Linked DNA regions of Homo sapiens: region 1 is linked to region 2. A link is an interaction called in ENCODE POLR2A ChIA-PET data of the cell type or tissue named here. Cell type or tissue: GM12878. All regions are shown on one strand. Links, peaks and the distances in the headings refer to the core of each region. The heading gives the core; the rest is flanking DNA. Region 1 has its middle 33 kb from the start of MORN3. Region 2 overlaps KDM2B-DT (KDM2B divergent transcript).

Evidence for each region. Peaks named below come from ENCODE experiments on the same cell type or tissue, not always from the same donor. Only the 100,000 strongest peaks of a DNase experiment are listed, where the experiment ranks them.
Region 1: POLR2A ChIA-PET joins it to region 2 with 10 read pairs; 31 of 35 experiments call an interaction of 5 or more read pairs at or near these places.

The regions. Positions count from the first base shown.
Region 1 is chr12:121,635,379-121,638,290 of GRCh38, reverse strand. It overlaps the pseudogene ORAI1. Among named protein-coding and RNA genes, the nearest start is that of MORN3, 33 kb to the left of the region's middle. RefSeq lists enhancers at 369-458, 519-588. In GM12878, for the core only: no CTCF peak of the experiment used is centred there; no DNase peak of the experiment used is centred there; H3K4me3 peaks cover 529 bases; H3K27ac peaks cover 1,288 bases.
Region 2 is chr12:121,585,810-121,588,721 of GRCh38, reverse strand. The region is part of intron 1 of KDM2B-DT (KDM2B divergent transcript); the gene reads right to left. Among named protein-coding and RNA genes, the nearest start is that of KDM2B, 6.2 kb to the right of the region's middle. In GM12878, for the core only: no CTCF peak of the experiment used is centred there; no DNase peak of the experiment used is centred there.

The sequences.
Region 1 (2,912 bases), core at 118-2,617, 50 kb before region 2:
AAAGAACGCCAGGCCAAACTGGCAAACCCATGTTCCAGCTCCTTAACTGCCTGTTTACCGGTAACCTTGGCCAAGACCCTCCTCAACACCCATAAAAAAAGGGGCTGCAGCGAGATGAAGGTCACAATCTGGATCTGACTTGGGGTCGGACATCTCTGAGAATCTGAAGATGGTGGACACTCTCCTTAAAACAGCCAAGTATCATTTATTCACAGGACTTTTCTGACAATTTCAACAGGATTCACAGGCTTTTGTCTAAGAATGCCCACAGTGGATGGCAGTATGTACTTCTCAGTCCAGGCGTTTACAAAACATTTCAAGCTCATATAAATTTGGGGCAATGCCATCAGGATTTCTACCGTGTTTAAGATCTTTGGTGGCCGAAAGCCAGCCCTGAGAATTCTGAGTCCATGCGGGTGAGGGTATCTCAGCACATGTGGGTGCTGGACACAAGACGTGGGGTAGGTCACCAGGGCACGGCAGATGGAGGGCCACATCCTGCAGCTCCCTTGTCTCTGCCCCCAGGCCTGCCCACACCTGGAAGAGGGGAGCCCCCTCCAGCAGCCAGTGTCTCCTGCCACCTCCCCACCCCCAGCACTTCCTCTTCCTGCTCTGGCCTGCCACCCCGGAACCTGAAACCCAAGACAGGACAAGCAGCAGCGGCTGTTGCTGAGCTGCCCCAGGTCCACTGCTACTGATCCACTCACTGGAAACGTCTGGAGCCTTTAGGTGGCTCAGGCCCTGAGCTGGCCGCTGGGGTGTGTATGGGGGGCCTGTATACAGGTCTGCAGTCCCATTCTGCTCCCTACTTGGTGCCTCGCCTGTGCCCCAGCCACCCCCGAGGTAGTGTCTCTCCCCCTCTATGCAGTCAGGACCACAGAACAAACCACACAGCTGGCTGCAAACTGGCTCCTCCACTTACAAAGCTGTTGACCTTGGATAAGGATCTCAACCTCTCTGTGCCACAGCTTCCACACCTATAAAATAGAGGCTGACAGGGGCAGTGGCTCATGCCTGTAATCCCAGCACACTGGGAAGCTGAGGAGGGTGGATCACTTGAGGCCAGGAGTTCAAGACCAGCCTGGCCAACATGGTGAAACCCTGTCTCTACTAAAAATACAAAAATTAGTCAGGGGTGGGCCAGGTGTGGTGGCTCATGCCTGTAATCCCAGCACTTTGGGAGGCCGAAGCAGGCAGATAACTTGAGGTTAGGAGTTCAAGATCAGCCGGGCCAACATGGTGACACCCTGCCTCTACTTAAAATACAAAAAAATTAGCTGAGTGTGGTGGCACACACCTGTAATCCCAGAAAATTGGGAGGCTGAGCCATGAGAATCGCTTGAACCTGGACATGGAGGTTGCAGTGAACCGAAATCATGCCACTATACTCCGGTGTGGGCAACAGAGTGAGACTCCATCTCAAAAAAAAAAAAAAAATTAGCTGGGGTGTGGTGGTGGGCACCTGTAATCCCAGCTAATTGGGAGGCTGAGGCAGGAGAATCGCTTGAACCCGGGAGGCAGAGGTTGCAGTGAGCCAAGATAGTGCCACTACACTCCAGTCTTGGTGACAGAGCATGGTCTGTCTCAAAAAAAAAAAAAAAAAAGAGAATCCCACGAGTTACTAATACCATTATTCTTCTTTTACAAACGAGGAAACTGAGGCTCAGAAAGGTGATGTCAGCTGTCCAAAGGGTTACTCTGCTGCTGGATTCAAAACCAAGTCCACTTGGCTCCACAGCCCGGGTATGAAGGGGGCAAAGGAGCACCTCCCTCACATGGTGGCTGAGATTAAATGTAGTTTTCATATGTAGATGTTTAGCATAGGGCCAGCTACAGCAGCTCAATAAATCTTGGTTAAAAAGAAAAACACAGGGCCGGGCGCGGTGGCTCACGTATGCAATCCCAGCACTTTGGGAGGCCGAGGTGGGTGGATCACGAGGTCAAGAGCTCGAGACCAGCCTGGCCAATATGGTGAAACCCCGTCTCTACTAAAAATACAAAAATTAGCTGGGCGTGGTAATGCGTGCCTATAGTCCCAGCTGCTCAGGAGGCTGAGGCAGGAGAATCGCTTGAACCCAGGAGGTGGAGGTTGCAGTGAACCAAGATCGCGCCATTGCACTCCAGCCAGGGCAACAAGAGCGAAACTCTGTCTAAAAAAAAAAAAAAAAAAAAAAAGAAAGAAAGAAAGAAAGAAAAACACATAAAGCAGGCACACACCTGTAATCCAGCAATTTAGGGAGCTGATGTAGGAGGATCACTTGAGTCCAGGAATTCGAGATCTCCCTGGGCAACACAGTGAGACCTCATCTCTACAAAATCAAAAAATTAGCTGGGTGTAGTGAGTATACCTGTAGTCCTAGCTACTCAGAAGGCTGAGGTGAGAGAATCCCTTGAGCCCAGGAGGTTGAGGCTACAATGAGCCGTGATTGCGCTACTGCACCCCAGCCTGGGCAACAAAGTGAGACCCTATCTCACACACACACACAGACACACACACACACACAAAGAAAAAAAAATTAGCTGGATATAGTGGGCATGACTGTAGCCCCAGCTACTTTTTGTTTTTTGAGATGGAGTCTCACTCTGTCACCCAGGCTGGAGTGCGCTGGCACAATTTGGCTCACTGCAACCTCCCCCTCCCGGGTTCAAGCGATTCTCCTGCCTCAGCCTCCTGAGTAGCTGGGATTACAGGCGCCCGCCACTATGCCCAGCTAACTTTTGTATTTTTAGTAGAGACGGGGTTTCACCTTGTTGCTCAGGCTGGTCTTGAACTCCCGACCTCAGATGATCTCCCCACCTCAGCCTCACAAAGTGCTGGGATTACAGGTGTGAGCCACCGCACCTGGCCAGTCCCAGCTACTTGAGAGGCTAAGGCAGGAGGATCCCTTGAGCCCAGGAGTTCAAGGCTGCAG
Region 2 (2,912 bases), core at 239-2,738:
GGTGGAGGTTGCAGTGAGCCGGGATCATGTCACTGTAGTCCAACCTGGGCGACAGTGAGTCTCCGTCATAAAAAAAAAAAAAAAAAGAATATTTGTTTTAAATTGCAAAACTCATACAAATATGGCAAATCTCTAACATTTGCCAACACTGGATGCTGGATACACGAGTCTTTATTTATTTTATTAATTTTTTTTGAGAGGGAGTCTCACTCTGTTGCCCAGGCTGAAGTGCAGTGGCACCATCTCGGGTCACTGCAACCTCTGCCTCCTGAGTCAAGCGATTCTCCTGCCTCAGCCTCCTGAGTAGCTGAGATTACAGATGTAACCACACCTGGCCAATTTGTGTATTTTTAGTAGAGACGGGGCTTTGCCATGGTGCCCAGGCTGGTCTCGAACCCCTGACCTCAGGTGATCTGCCTGCCTGAGCCTCCCAAAATGTTAGGATTATACGCGTGAGCCACTGCACTAGGCCCTCTTTATTTATTTTATAACTTTCATTATGTTTGAAATATTTGACAAATGTAAAAGGTCAAAATTGTTGTTAAAGACGCAAATAATATATAAATATAACCCCGTTAAAATTTTCTCCCCTCCTGTGAGGGAATCAAAGGTAGTGGTTTGCCGCGCAATTCCAAGCCTTTCTTTTTTTTTTTTTTGAGATGGAGTCTTGCTCCCGTTGGGCAGGCTGAAGTGCAGTGGCATGATCTCGGCTCATTGCAACTTCTACCTCCCAGGTTCAAGCGATTCTCCTTCCTCAGCCTCTCAAGTAGCTGGGATTACAGGCGAGCGCCACCACGCCCAGCTAATTTTTGTATCTTTAGTAGAGACAGGGTTTCGCCATGTTGGCCAGACTGGTCTCGAACTCCTGACCTCAGGTGATCCATCTGCCTCAGCCTCCCAAAGTGCTAGGATTACAGGAGTGAGCCACCGTGCCCAGTCTCCAAGCCTTTCTTATCTTTTTTTTTTTTTGGTGGGGGGGCACACATATATATATACAAATATTACTATAAATAGCTTGTTTTGACATAAATGGGTCATAATATACACTTTACTCTGTGACTTTTTAAAACCAATCGAATTTTCTATCACAACACTCAGATTTATGTAACACTTAAATAATACTTTTTTTCTTTTTCTTTTCTTTTTTTTTTTTTTTGAGACGAAGTTTCGCTCTTGTTGTCTAGGCCCCTGGGGTGCAATGGTGCGATCTCGGATCACTGCAACCTCTGACTCCCGGGTTCCAGCGATTCTCCTGTCTTAACCTCCCGAGTAGCTGGGATTACAGGCACATGCCGCCACGCCCAACAAATTTTTGGTATTTTTAGTAGAGACGGGGTTTCACCATGTTGGCCAGGCTGGTCTCCAACTCTTGACCTCAGGTGATCCGCCTGCCTCAGCCTCCCAGTGTTGGGATTACAGGCGTGAGCCACCGCGCCCAGCCTAAATAATACTTTAGAATGGCAGTTCTACAGATAGCACGTGGAAAGGGGTCCAAGATTATAGTCAGTGAAAGGCAAGATGAGAGATGGTGTGTATATTTCTTTCTTTCTTTCTTTTTTTTTTTTGAGATGGAGACTTGCTTAGTCACCCATGCTGGAGTGCAGTGGCATGATTTTGGCTCACTGCAATCTCTGCCTCCCGGGTTTAAGCAATTTTCCTGCCTCAGCCTCCTGAGTAGGTGGGATTACAGGCGCGTGTCGCCATGCCTGGCTAATTTTTGTATTTTTAGTAGAGACAGGGTCTCATCATGTTGACCAGGCTGGTCTCCAACTCCTTACCTCAAATGATCTGCCCACCTTGGCCTTCCAAAGTGGTGGGATTACAGGCATGAGCCACAGCACCTGGCTGGTGTGTATATTTCTGTGATACAATAATACAAGAAAATAAGGCTGGGCGCAGTGCCTCAGGCCTGTAATCCCAGCACTTTGGGAGGCTGAGGCGGGCAGATCACCTGAGCTCAGAAGTTCGAGACCAGCCTGGCCAACATGGCAAAACCCCGTCTCTACAAAAAATACAAAAATTAGCTGGGTGTGGCGGCATTTGCCTGTAGTCCCAGCTACTCAGGAGGCTGAGGCAGGAGAATCGCTTGAACCAGGGAGGCAGAGGTTGCAGTGACCCGAGATCATGCCACTGCACTCCAGCCTGGGCGACAGAGCGAGACTCCGTCTCAAAAAAAAAAAGAAAAAAAAGAAAAAGAAAAAATTGTGGAATATCTCATAAATACAATAGAATCTGAAAAATATTTAACTATACTTTAAGGAACAGTCTTAGATGCCCAGCAGGTGGATTAAGAAACAGAAAGTCACTAGTATCTCTGTTCACATTCCTTTCCTGAATGGTCTTTTGCAGCATTTTGTGTTAATCATTCCTTGCTTTTATTCCTGTTTTGTGACTTATGTATCTATATCTAAAGAATATTTAGCCTGTAATCCCCCACTTTGGGAGGCTGAGGGGTGGATCACTTGAGCTCAGGAGTTTGAGAACAGCCTGAGTAACATGGCAAAACAGAGTCCCTACAAAAAGTACCAAAATTAGCTGGGCCTGGTCTTGCATGCCTACAAGTCCCAGCTACTCGGGAGTCTGAGGTGGGAGCATTGCCTGAGCGCGGGAGGTGGAGGCTACAGTGAGCTGTGATCACACCACTGCACACCAGAGCCTGGGTGACAGAGCAAGACCCTGTCTCAAAAAAAAAAAAAAAATTTAGTTTTGGTTTAGGTTTGCCTGATTTTGAATCTTATAGACTTAAAAAAGGAATAAAATGGAATTATTTTTGAGTAGGTAATACATCTGTGCGGTACAAAATTCAAGAGGTACTACAGCATCTAAAATGAGATTAAGTCAATAAGGTTTAAAATCAGGCACCGTTCATGTACATATGTGGTAAAAATATCACTTTACCAAAAAATAGGCTT